Regions from separate parts of the Homo sapiens genome. Here region 1 is linked to region 2. A link is a contact called in ENCODE Hi-C or POLR2A ChIA-PET data. All regions are on one chromosome and are shown on one strand. Each heading gives the region's core, a stretch centred on a gene start or an enhancer-like site at or near the end of the contact. The rest is flanking DNA. Distances are from core to core; before and after follow the strand shown.

Region 1 (6,065 bases), core at 41-2,540, 510 kb after region 2:
GACAGGTTCCAATTAAGTACTTTAAAAGGCGAGTAGCTACTGTTATTCCCACTGTGCAGAACCTCATTCTGCAGAAAGGTCCCACGGCTGGTGAATATGGCGAAGGTGAGATTCGGATCCAGCCAGTCTGGTCCCAGTCTCTAAACCACAATGTCCCTCATAAAATACCAGGAGCAGAAAGGAAATGCACCAACGCGTTGGGACTCTGAGCGCCAAGCAGAAGTGAATCTTGGCGTGGGAAGCCCGGCAAAGCCCCCGAACTTCAGAGTCAGGGGAACCTGGGTTTGAAAGCCTCCCCATCACCTGCGGAGTGTGACTGGGGCAAGTTACCTAACAGCGCCTGGCTTCCGCTCCCTCCTCACTCACCGGGTTGTCCTAGGGGTGAAGGGAGAGTTCACCCAACGCGGTGGACAAAGCCCTTGGCGCACCCAAAGGCCTGCACAGGTCGTAGCTATTGTGATGAGCAAAAGGGTGGAAGGACCGGAATCAAGGGCACGGCTCCACCTTCACCGTGGGGTCTTTGGCCTATCAAGTTGCCCGAGATCGTGGCTCAGGCTGGCCCAAAGTGACGGCCAAGGCGAATCCTTCGTAACGTCAGAACTTCGCTGGCTCGGACCGCAGAAGTGCCCTTCTCCATCCTGGGGTTCCGCCACCCTCGCGATCCCACCTTTTGGCTCCTCGCGGCAGAAGCGAAGGCCCCCGACGCCCCAGGCCCAGGGGCCCAGTCGGATGCCCGGGTCCAGCCGTGCTCCCCCGGGCGCTCGGCATCCTTCCACCCACGCCCGCAGCGGAGGCGGAGAGCGTCACGGAGGGAGAAGCCCGCGCGCCGTTCCGCTTTCGGAATCTGGAGCCCCATGTCACCTCCAAAGTTTGGAGATTTGGGGCGCTCCTTTTTCTCCCAGACCATCACTAAAAAGAAAACTGCGGCTGTTCCTCTTTCAGCCAAACTTCCTCCCCGGGGCTCCCGGAGGAGCTCTGCGCTCCCGTCGCGGCTGGGACCGCGAAGGTGCGGTACCCAGCGGGGAGAGGTGGTGCGGTCGGCCGGGGCTCCAGTCTGGGAGGTACCACCGAGCCGCGCCCGAGCACAAGAGGGAGGGCAGGAGGCCGGGCGGGCGAAACGGCGCCCCGACCCCGAGCCCGCGGGCCCCCGAAGCCGCTTACCTGACGGCGGCCGCTTCCTGCTCAGCCGGCTCACGGCGCGGTTGAACATCGCCGCGGGCGCCCGAGGAGGAAGAAGGAGCAGCCCGGCGGCGCGGCGGCTGAGCCGGAGGAAGGCGAGGAGGAGGAGGAGGGCGAGGAGGAGGAGGAGGAGGGCAAGGAGGAGGAGCGGGCTCAGCACCGCCCCGGAGCTCTAGGTCCCCGCCCGCCGCCCTCCTCCTAGCCAGGCGCCGCGTGGCGCGCTCAGTGCGCCCTGCCCGCCCCCGCTGGTGAGGACTCGCGGTTCCGCTCCGGGGTGCCCGGGCGGGGCAGGGCAGGGCAGCCCCGGGTGACCCCCGATCGCCCAGAGTGTGCCCCGCGCCTGGGATAAGGTGCACTGGCCCAGAGGGAGCCCGCGCCGCCGGGAACTTAGTAGCCCCGCGGAGGCGGTTAGCGCGTCCCGGGGTCCCTGGCCCTCGCCTGAGATGCCGCCCCGGCCCGCCCCGCCCAGCTTCAAGCTCCCGGGCCCATCGCGGTCTCCCGCCTTCTCCCTGTAGCCCCGGAGAAACTGGCACGGCGCCGCGGGCGCACCGCGCTTCGGGGCTCTCAGCGAGCCTTCGCAGGTGGCGGGCGGGGTCCCCTCCCGGGTCACAGGCTGGGAAGCCTAGGCCTCGCGGTTCTGCAGAGTCCGGGCGCGGCCCAGCCTGTGGCCTTTGCCTCCTCGTCACCAGGATCCCCGCCTGCTGGGGCCTGGCTGCTCCTCGACTTCGTGGGCGCTGCGCCTTCCCGCCCCGCGAATGCGGGTGGGGCGTCCCCAGGGCCCGTGCGCTGAGCTAGCCGAGCCGCCGCGGGTGGGCGCCCTCTCCCCGGCCGTGCCGCGCGGGCGCCAGGACTCGGGGAGATCTGAGAGGATTCTGCAGGAACCCCCCGGTTCCTGCGCCGGGCGGTGCTCTGTCCCGCACACCGCGCTCTCGGGACACTTCTCTAACTTTGGGGACACGTGGGCACTGCCTCTGGCAGGGCCTTCAGGCTCCACGACCGGGACCACTCAAGCCCCCACGGCGTCACCTGCTGGGCGCTGCGCGCTCTACGGTCTCCTATTATTTCATTTCTTCTATGGAGCAGCCCCAGAGGGGATGTCATTAGCCCCCATTTTCTTGAACATTTGGTTTGCAAGAAATTGTCTTTCTGGCGAGTTTTATTTTTCTCCTTGTGTATCTGGCTTTGTCTCTAAATTGGTCTTTATTTTTAGCTGTACTAATTGCTATTTTTCCAAACCGTTCCCCAGTCGCCCTCCCCCCATCCCCCCGTCCTTTTGCAGTTTTTTTCACTACTTGGCACTTTCTTTTGTATCTTCTATTCTGAGCTTCCAGTTCTGCTCACTTTCCCTCTCCCTCTACCCACCCCACAGCCCCAGTTGCACCCCAAGTGTGGCCGGTGGTTGCTTGTTGTTTCCCTCCCCGCTATTCCCCCTCCAAAAGTCGTTTTCCTCCGAGCATTTCCAAGCACTCTCCCCCTTCTGCTGCCAAAAGAGGATTTCCAGGCTCCTGAAGCGAACGCGGTGACCAAGAACAGGGTTAGACCCAGCGCGGGGAGTTCTGCTTTTAAAACTGCTGTTGTTGGCCTACTCCGGGCCCAGACAAACTTCCATCTCATTGTAATGGGATCAAGCTGTGATACTTAACTATAGGCAAGAGTTTCACCTTTCGTAAGAGCGGGATTTTAAATGCTGGCAGAGTCCTGGATCCAAGTGAGGTCACTGCGTTCTTAAAACAATAAGGGAATTGGTGCAACGCACTCACCCAGAAAACTTCCCCGAGACCAAATTACAAGTAATCCTAAGACAGGAAATAAGCACACTGGCACACAGGGGTAAAAGTTAGGCACAGCAGCTCAGTGTTTTGCTAGTTGCCAAGTCCACCCTAGCGTGTCCTGAAAAACACTGGTGTGGCTTAAGACATGCTATGAATCCCTCCTGAGCTAAGAACCCCAGGCATCTCTTAAATAAAGGGAAAATATAACAGCCTTAAATCACTTTTACTGTCCTGTTAGCACATCAGAGAGTAAGTACAAAAATTAAGATGCATAGTTAGGGCCAGGCGCTGTGGCTCACGTCTGTAATCCCAGCACTTTGGGAGGCAGAGGCAGGCGGATTACCTGAGGTCAGGAGTTCAAGACCAGCCTGGCTAACATGGTGAAGCCCCATCTGTACTAAAAATACAAAAATTAGCCAGGCCTGGTGGCAGGTGCCTGTAATCCCAGCTACTCAGGAGGCTGACACAGAAGAATCACTTGAGCCTGGGAGGAGGAGGTTGCAGTGAGCCAAGATCTGAAGGAGGAGGTTGCAGTGAGCTGAGATCTCACCACTGCACTCCAGCCTGGGCCACAGAGCAAGACTCTGTCTCCAAAAAAAGGAAAAAAAGGCCGGGTGCGGTGGTTCACACCTGTAATCCCAGCACTTTGGGAGGCCAAGGCGGGCGGATCACCTGAGGTCGGGAGTTCGAGACCAGCCTGACGAACATGGTGAAACCTCATCTCTACTAAAAATACAAAATTAGCCAGGCGCGGTGGCAGGCATCTGTAATCCCAGCTACTCAGGAGGCTGAGGCAGGAGAATCGCTTGAACCCGGGAGGCAGAGTTTGCAGTGAACTGAGATCGAGCCATTGCACTCCAGCCTGGGTGACTGAGCAAGACTCCATCTCAAAAAAAAAAAAAAAAAAAATGCATGGTTAACGTTTAAGTGCACAGTTTAAAATTTTTGCCTGGGACATTGAAATTGCTATAAATACCTGTTTTAAGTGTCTGAAGGTTCAAAAGCCAGTTTTCAAAGTGTATTGTGCAAAAGACCACGTATAAAAGTATAAAGCCTCCTAACTCCTAAAACTCGCCAAATGCACACACACATACACACACACACTCACACACACACACACACACACACACACGATTAAGTTCCAACCGTGGTTTGCATTGGATTGAAGGTGCTCACCATCCCAATGGCATTTTTCCTGTAATTCCAGCATGCACTTTCTGAAGCTTTTTTTTTTTTTTTTTTTTTTTTTTGAGACAGAGGTTTCACTATGTTGTCCAGGCTGATTTCTGACTTCTGGGCTCTCAAGTGATCCTCCCTCCTTAGCCTCCTAAGTCAAGCCTTCACAAACAAACTGCGGTAGCCAGTGTGGGGAAGAAGAGGATGAGCGGTTTAGCCCCTTTCTTCCCCTGCTGGTCTCACTTTTGGTTCAAGGATGTTTACATCAGGCAAGAAGCAAGAGCCCCGGATGTCTTCTGGTAACACAAGATTTCAGAGGGATTACTGGCTTTGGAGTTCAATATTTTCATTCTACCCAGAAACTAAAATATTGGTAAGCTGTGAATACATTTTAGAGCCTCTCATCACCAGAATTTATGTAACAAGACTATTCTAGGCCAGTTGAGGCAGACAAGGTATAGTAAAATGAATAAGTGGCCAACTTAAAGTCAAGAGACCTGGGTACTAATCTGACCAAACAGCAACCAGCTGTGTGGACACACCAGATGTGTCCTCAAACACATCGTAGCCTCAAGGGACAGGGCAAGGAGAGGTCCACCTACACTCCGAGCAAGTGGTATTCAATAGCAATAAACAAAAAAGCATCTGGCATCGTGCCCAGCACATGTAGGCACACAAAAAATTACTGGAATTTTAATTACTCTTACTCCCCCTACAATGATGTTTTAATAAATGATAAACTTTATGGTACAGCCAGTCAAAAGTGGATTTCTTTTCAATTATAGGAAATTGGCAGGGTTAGTAACACTGATGTTCACATTGTTACTACACTGTGAAGGAGGGAAAGTAAATTGTTACAACCTCTCTAGAAGGAAGAGAAGCAGATGTGTTAATATATGTATTTGACAACACATGTAAGAGTCTTCAAAATGTTTATACCTCTTGGACTAGTGAATAATTCTATAATTGGTAATTTGTGCCAAAAGAAAAACAATAAATGATGCGAACATTTACGTGTACAATTAAACATAACACTTCCTTTTATCAGGGTTATTTACAGTAGCTAAAAATGCCCGCTAAGAGAATGACTAAGGTATAACATATTCTCCTGATAGAATATTTAACAGTTATAAAAAACTGTGAAGAATCTTTGGAACTTGGTGGAAAAAACTAGTGCAAAGAGAAAGATGAAAGAATCTTAGACGAAGCTCTCGTTGAAAAATCAGGATACAAATATAGAGAAAATTTTCAGTGTGGAGGAAGAGGAGAATACGGTATGTTTATACCTAGAAAGCTAGCAGTTAATTACACCTAAATATTACTAGACTATATCTCTAGATAATAGGATAATGGGTTCTTTTTTCTTCATTACATTTTCCTGTTTTGCAAACTTCTGCAGTGTATGTGCTTTTAAATCAGGGAGAAAAATCACTAATTAGAGACTAGTTGAAATCTCTACTGGGTTTAATGCCACAAAAATACATAAGGCTTCATTTCTGTTGCAGTTTTGTGTTTTGTTTTTTAGAGACAGGGACTTGTTCTGTCGCCCAGGCTGGAGTGTGGTGCTGCGATCATAGCTCACTGCAGCCTTGAACTCCTGAGCTCAGGCAGTCCCCCTACCTCAGTCTCCTGAGTAGCTAGGGCTACAGGAGTGCACCACCATACCCTGCTACTTATGTATGTACGTACGTATGTATTTATTTATTCATTAATTTTTTTATTTTTAATTTTGTTTATTTATTTATTTATTTATTTGAGATGGAGTCTCAAATAAATAAATAGAGATGGGATTTCACCATGTTGGCCAGGCTGGTCTCCATCTCCTGATCTCGTGATCTGCCCACCTCGGCCTCCCAGAGGGCTGGGATTACGTAAGCCACTGCACCTGGCAAAAGTAAATTTTATTTTTAGAGCAATTTTAGGTTCACAGCAAAATTG
Region 2 (6,735 bases), core at 461-2,960:
CCTTTCCTACTTTCAATTTTTAAAAAAGTTGGGAAGTGTAAGACCACCTGCCATCTTCCTAATCAAAACTCATCTTCTGGCTCTTATTCTCCATGGCTTTTACACAACATGTTTTATTCATTTCAAAGTATTTAATTATAATGTTGAGGCCAGGTGTGGTGGCTCATGTCTGTAATCCCAGCACTTTGGGAGGCCAAGGCAGGAAGATCGCTTGAGGCCAGGTGTTCAAGACCAGCCTAGGCAACATAGTGAGACCCTGTCTCAAGAAAAAAAAAAAAGAAAAAAGAAAAATCAAGAAGAAAAAAGAAAGAGTGAGAAAGAAAGAAAGAGGCCAGACGCGGTGGCTCACGCCTGTAACACCAACACTTTGGGAGGCCAAGGCAGGCGGATCGCGAGGTCTGGAGTTCAAGACAAGCCTGGCCAACATAGTGAAACCCCGTCTCTACTAAAATACAAAAAATTAGCCCGGCATGGTGGCGGGCATCTGTAATCCCAGCTGCTTGGAAGGCTGAGGCAGGAGAATTGCTTGAACCCGGGATGCGGAAAGAAAAGAAAAAAAAAGAAAGAAAAGGAAGGAGGGAAAGAAGGAAGGAAGGAAGGAAGGAAAGAAGGAAGGAAAGAAGGAAGGAAGGAAGGAAGGAAGGAAGGAAGGAAGGAAGGAAGGAAGGAAGGAAGGAAGACAAAATATAACATTGAATACACGTTGTTTTTCAAACTGCACATACAACCCACATTTTGACTCAGGCCTCTGGGGCGAGGGGGTACACACACACACACACATCCCAGTCACTGTCCTAGGCTCTCCAGCCATGAGATTTTCCGGCCCAGCCCCAACCCCGACCTAAGTAACCGGCTATCGGCCACCCATTGGCTGAAGTCCCTGAGCACCTGTTGGGAGGAAGGCTGCTGCGTGCAGCCGGAAAGTCCTGCGTCCCTCCGCTCTTACCGCGGCAGGAACCACAGCCTCCCCGAACCTCAGGGTTTGTATGGATTTCGCCCAGGGGAAAGCGCTCCAACGCGCGGTGCAAACGGAAGCCACTGGCTGGTTGGGCGGCTGTGATGGGAGAGCTGCATCCTTCCAACGCGTCCAGCTTTTCATGCTGATGTTGGTGAGAAGGGGGTGGATAGCGGGGATTCTCAGGATTAGGGCCTAGGGCCATTAAAGGCTGGGAGGTGGGGGCGTAAACCTGTGGCCACCCTGACCCCTGTCCTCGGGGGGCCTCACCACCAGGCCGAGGAGACCCAGGCCTGGTCACCTGCTCCAAGCCCAGGCCCGGCGCTCGAATGCGGGCCCCAGCGGCCCTCCCTTCCCGGCCCTTCTCTCCCCTACTTTCTCCTCACCTCCCAGCTGCGCGGAGAACACGCCCCCTCCCCGTGTTCCCACCAATCAGCGTCCGGAGCGGCGCCCGAGGCGCCGGGGGGCTCTGGTCTGCAGCCAATGAGCGCCACGGCTCGAGGCGGCGCCTCGCCCGCCCCCTCCCGGAATGAAGGCCGCCCGACAGCTGGCGAGGCTGGCGCAGCGCGCGGGGCGCGGGAGCCGCGCGGGCTGGAGCGGAGCGCGCACACAGCCAGCCCGCCTCCGCTCCGCCTCCGTCCGGGGCGCGGGCGAGGTGGCCGGGGCGGGGGAACGCAGGGGGCAGGGCCGCGGCGGCGAGGCCGGGGGGCGGGGAGGAGTGGGCCCGATAAAAGGCGGCGCGGCGGCCCCACCCCGCGGCAGGCCGGCGGGCAGGCTCGGCGTGTCCCTTCCGTCCGGCCCGCGCCGGCGGCGGGGAGGCGGCGCGCGGCCCGCAGCCCGCCCATGGAGGCTTTCCCCTGGGCGCCCCGCTCGCCCCGCCGCGGCCGCGCCCCCCCGCCCATGGCGCTCGTGCCCAGCGCCCGCTACGTGAGCGCCCCGGGCCCGGCGCACCCGCAGCCCTTCAGCTCCTGGAACGACTACCTGGGGCTCGCCACGCTCATCACCAAAGCGGTGGACGGCGAGCCGCGCTTCGGCTGCGCCCGCGGTGGGAACGGCGGCGGCGGCTCCCCGCCCTCCTCCTCCTCGTCGTCCTGCTGCTCCCCCCACACGGGGGCCGGGCCTGGGGCGCTGGGGCCGGCGCTGGGGCCGCCCGACTACGACGAGGACGACGACGACGACAGCGACGAGCCGGGGTCCCGGGGCCGCTACCTGGGGAGCGCGCTGGAATTGCGCGCGCTGGAGCTGTGCGCGGGCCCCGCCGAGGCCGGGCTGCTGGAGGAGCGCTTCGCCGAGCTGAGCCCGTTCGCGGGTCGTGCCGCCGCCGTGCTGCTGGGCTGCGCGCCCGCCGCCGCCGCCGCCGCCACCACCACCAGCGAGGCGACGCCGCGCGAGGAGCGGGCCCCGGCGTGGGCGGCCGAGCCCCGGCTGCACGCGGCCTCCGGGGCGGCGGCCGCCCGGCTGCTGAAGCCCGAGCTGCAGGTGTGCGTGTTCTGCCGGAACAACAAGGAGGCGATGGCGCTCTACACCACCCATATCCTCAAGGGCCCCGACGGGCGAGTGCTGTGTCCCGTGCTGCGCCGCTACACGTGTCCCCTGTGCGGCGCCAGCGGCGACAACGCGCACACCATCAAGTACTGCCCGCTCTCCAAAGTGCCGCCGCCGCCCGCCCGCCCGCCGCCCCGCAGCGCCAGGGACGGCCCGCCTGGCAAGAAGCTGCGCTGAAGGCCCGGGCTCCCGGCCGCCCAGGGTCGCCGCCGCCCCTCGCACCGCTAGGTCTGCGCACCATCTCGCCCCCGCCGTGGGGAGGCGTGCGGCTCAGCGGTCGGCTCGACATGGGACGTCGTCCTGGTGGTTTTTGAAAAGCAGCCGACCGTGTGGAGTACTTCCGTGCTGAACGATTGGGACTAGACGCTGAAATCCCCATTTGTCTTCAGTTTCTAGTTTGCACATCCAGAACGGCGAAGGCTGGGTGTGTATTCCACTAACTGAAATATGGCAACTTAGAGGCGCTGTTTATTTACTGTATACGTCGACCTATTTTAGATGCGCATCAGTATGAAATTGTCTCAATCTTGGATGTTTCATTTTATGAATGGAGGCACTTTACTAGGTCTAGAATATTTTTTTAAAAGCCTCTGAACTGAGCTTAAAACTGGCGATTTTATGAAATGTCGGCAAAATGACTATTTTATTGTTTGAAGCGAGTTAATATTCTCAGTTGTCTTTAAAAATCAGTTACTCTAATTCCAGGTGAAGCAAGCCGCTGGTAGCATCACCCTTATGAGAAGTGAAGGTTTTGTAAACTTTCCAGTATTAATTTGGGCGGGTATTCCCCGCTTGTGGCTTGTTTCTGTCCTAGCTGGAGGTGTAAAATGCACAATGTGTAGCAGGTAGAATACAGCTCCTTATCGTTCTATGTACCAGGTATTTTATTACTGAACTAGCAACTAGCCTTTTCCACCTTTAAAAGTTGTGCCAAGTCATAATCATATTGTGTATAACTTGGAAATGGTGCTGTTTAAAAAAATTGTGTATTTATACAGTAACAGTATGAATTCATTAATCTCACCTGTAACTTTCCTACTTGGCATTTTCTCTACACACTCACCCTCTTCCAGTTCTTTAAAAACGTTTATGATATTAAGATCAAAGGGAGGAAGGGAAGACAGCAGTATTAATTCACCCTAGATTACTCAATTTCAGGGTTCCTAGTGGAGGAAAGCCCATTCCAGCTGTTGCCTGTCAAACAAATAGAAGATGGATCTCTAGCTCTGAGCTATTCGTGTATTAACTCGTATTCAAGAAGGTTCCACCGTGGGCTGCGTCTGACTTTAATACAGGCAGTGCTCAAACTAGAATAAGCACTAATTAAAGGAATTGTTGGGGGTCCTTCATGTGTTCCCACTCCTACTGGAAGACCCATGTCGGTTTCCGGAACCCCACCAGTTTACCCATAAGCAAGACTAAACCTGATCCTTGGGCAAAAGTTCCTAACCCCTACTTTACCCTCCCACCCTCACTTTTAAATCCACCATACTGAATGCCACACTATGGAATGCAGCTACCTGCCAAGCAAGGCAATAGAAGGCAAAAAATGGAAGTGAATTAAGATGAACTCATCTGAAATACACAAATGCATTACTATCTGAAGATACCAGCAAGAGTTTAGTCTACGTGTATAAGGCTCCCAGTAGGATTTAGCTAGGCTACTAGAAGTTAGACTGCTTTCGCATTAAACAGCTAACTTCATCCACAGCAAATTGACTCAATCAGGAACCTTCATTTGAAGGTGTGTTAGAGGATGGGGTAAATACCCGATAGCTGTCTTTTTGGTGAAAGAAAAGGTGCATTTCAAGAACTTGGGGGGCAGGAGGAAAGCACAATGTTTCTTAGCCAGGAAAGACAAATAATCCAACGCTGCTAGTCTTAACCCCAGACCAGAGAGAACTGCAGATCTGACTGGGCCTAAATTAAGTAGCTTAATGAAACCATGTAATTACTTGTTCTCCTTTCTTTTGCTATAGAAAATCTACCAGTTTAAATGAGCTTCACCTTCTGGGTGAAGTTTCTAAGGTCAACATGAATCCTCTTACCTCTCTCACTGCTCGTGTTCTGCCTTTTCAAAAGGACCACTATGAACAGATCAGCGCATTCTCTAGGCCAAAAGGGCTAGCCAGGTGGCAAGATCAATTTAGCTACTTTGTATTTTCAGAGTCAAATTACAGACGGTTTCCAAAGGTCTTGAGCATGGGGCTTTGGCATAGCCTCAATATATGGGAGTCACTGTGATGAGATGTGCCTAATGTTAATTTGATATTCTGACATTGCTATTTTACCAGAACTAAGAACATATTGAGCTGGAGCTTCTTGAGGGCAGGAGAGTATTGGAAAAGGAATCCAGAAGACCCTCTCCACTACTCAGGCAGCCACTATTCATCTATTTTTAAAGTACCCCATTTTCAGGCCGGGTGTGGTGGCTCATGCCTGTAATCCCAGCACTTTGGGAGGCGAGGCGGGGGTGGATCACAAGGTCAGGAGACCAGCCTGGCCAACATGGCGAAGCCCCGTCTCTACTAAAAATACAAAAATTAGCCGGGTGGTGTGGTGGGCGCCTGTAATCCCAGCTCCTCAGGAGGCTGAGGCAGGAGAATTGCTTGAAACCAGGAGGCGGAGGTTGCAGTGAGCCCAGATCACGCCACTGCACTCCAGCCTGAGCAACAGAGCGACTCTGTCTCCAAAAAAGAAAAAAAGTACCCCATGTTCAGCCCCTGTGCCAAATTTGCCTAGGTTTTCCAGCTGACAATGAATACTGGGAGTTAAAACGCAGAGTATTACTATAGTTAATTTTCTAGGGTTCTCTTATGAAAAGTATATGTAAACACATTCATTTAAAAATCCTTGGAACTCAATGTGGAACTTTAAACATTTTGCAAAATTACATTTAGAGAAACCCAATTTTTCAAAGTTTAAGAAATATACAAAGTATGACAAAATTATCTTCATAAGAACATGCTGCATACTTGCCTAGTAGCAAAACAATACAGGGAAGAGTCAAAAGGGCTTCTCCAACTGTAGAGGTACAGATTGTCTTAACCTGTTCTTTTCTGTACAGACTTAAAATTTCTAGTGGCTTTTATTTTTCTTTGTATTTTAATTTTCCTACAAAGTCCTTTTTGGAAGTTGCAGAATTATTAGCTTTGATGAGAACAACTTTTGTCATAGATTTGATTTATTAAACCAAAATTATACATATTAAAATTATATCACAAATATATATGCTTCCAGACAAAGAAAAGTTTGTTAGTCCTGATTTTCTAATCGTAGCCACTCAAGGAACAGTCCTTTCATAGTACCCCAAGTATTTCAATTAGACTTATAAAAGTATAAGTCAATCTATGGTCAGTGTCTTTGGTTAAAAAAAAAAAAAAACACAGGCAGTTCTTTACATAAAAACGTCCCACACGTTATAGATGCCAGCCACCTCCTGGTAGTCACTATGGACAACTAATGAGATGCAAAGTCTTTTGGACCGATGATGTCTCTACTACTGGATCTATCTGTATTAACAGCAATGTTACTCTCAATGAAACTGCAGAAGCCACCATGAACATGGAAGACCACCTAGCAGATCGGTGAGTAGGCTGCTTGTTCAGCTTTCCTTTAACACCTGTTGGTAAATACTAATGGGAGTAGACAGAGTTGTATGGCCTGGACAGTGGAAACCAAGAGCAGGATCGCAAAGTAACAGCATCAGACTCTTCTGCCCTCCTCTTGCACTTGGGTTCTGACTCCCAGAACAAAGAACTTGGGAGAACAGTACGGGAGACTGAGCAGAAAGGATGGGTTTGCTGACTCGCCTTGAAATCTAACTCTAACGTAGGCAGCAGTAACTCGTCTGAACAAATCTGATTAAATAAATTCTTGGGGCTTACCTGTGATGTCACACATACAGATCTACTCTCCAGGAAGCAAACTCTTAGCAAGTTACTGCCCCACTTGTAATCACTGATCTGAAATTCTCTTGTTATGAAAGAAAAGTCCTTCTCCCCACGAAAGACCTTTAAAGACTTCTACGTATTTGAAATACCAGATACTAAGGTGTTTAAAATGATTTCTATCATTGGTAACATCAAACAAAAATAGCTGCATCTGGTTAAGTTAAAAAGCATCAATACTCCCTCTTCTGGCCCTACAGCTGTACCAATAGGAATTCTCACCACTACTCAATAACAGAAATAAGTGCCTACAGCCATGATGAATTTGTAACATTTTCTCAAATT

Evidence for each region. Hi-C counts contacts between places; a loop is a spot of excess contacts on that map. ChIA-PET counts read pairs that join two places held with the same protein, here RNA polymerase II (POLR2A). Pooled maps may share reads with other maps.
Region 1: a loop to region 2 is called in a map of OCI-LY7, with 9 times the contacts of the local background. The contact joins the promoter of RGS10 here to the promoter of NANOS1 in region 2. A Hi-C loop is called at or near these places in 1 of 168 maps with a recorded cell type or tissue (OCI-LY7), 3 of 37 single-sample maps with no recorded cell type and 10 of 50 pooled maps. POLR2A ChIA-PET finds 5 or more read pairs at or near these places in 2 of 52 experiments (A673 and activated naive CD4-positive, alpha-beta T cell).

The regions. Positions count from the first base shown.
Region 1 is chr10:119,541,429-119,547,493 of GRCh38, forward strand. RGS10 (regulator of G protein signaling 10) reads right to left here and starts at 1,291. Exons shown (of 5, transcript NM_001005339.2): 1 at 1,162-1,291. The coding sequence starts at 1,210. RefSeq lists silencers at 744-913, 964-1,703, 1,714-1,783, 1,834-1,993 and enhancers at 2,204-2,283, 2,546-3,054.
Region 2 is chr10:119,028,004-119,034,738 of GRCh38, forward strand. NANOS1 (nanos C2HC-type zinc finger 1) reads left to right here and starts at 1,711. Exons shown (of 1, transcript NM_199461.4): 1 at 1,711-5,727. The coding sequence starts at 1,799. The coding sequence ends at 2,677. LINC03036 (long intergenic non-protein coding RNA 3036) reads right to left here and starts at 1,568. Exons shown (of 4, transcript NR_186540.1): 1 at 1,342-1,568. EIF3A (eukaryotic translation initiation factor 3 subunit A) reads right to left here. Exons shown (of 22, transcript NM_003750.4): 22 at 5,667-6,735. RefSeq lists an enhancer at 988-1,488 and silencers at 1,313-1,782, 1,903-2,112, 2,483-2,782.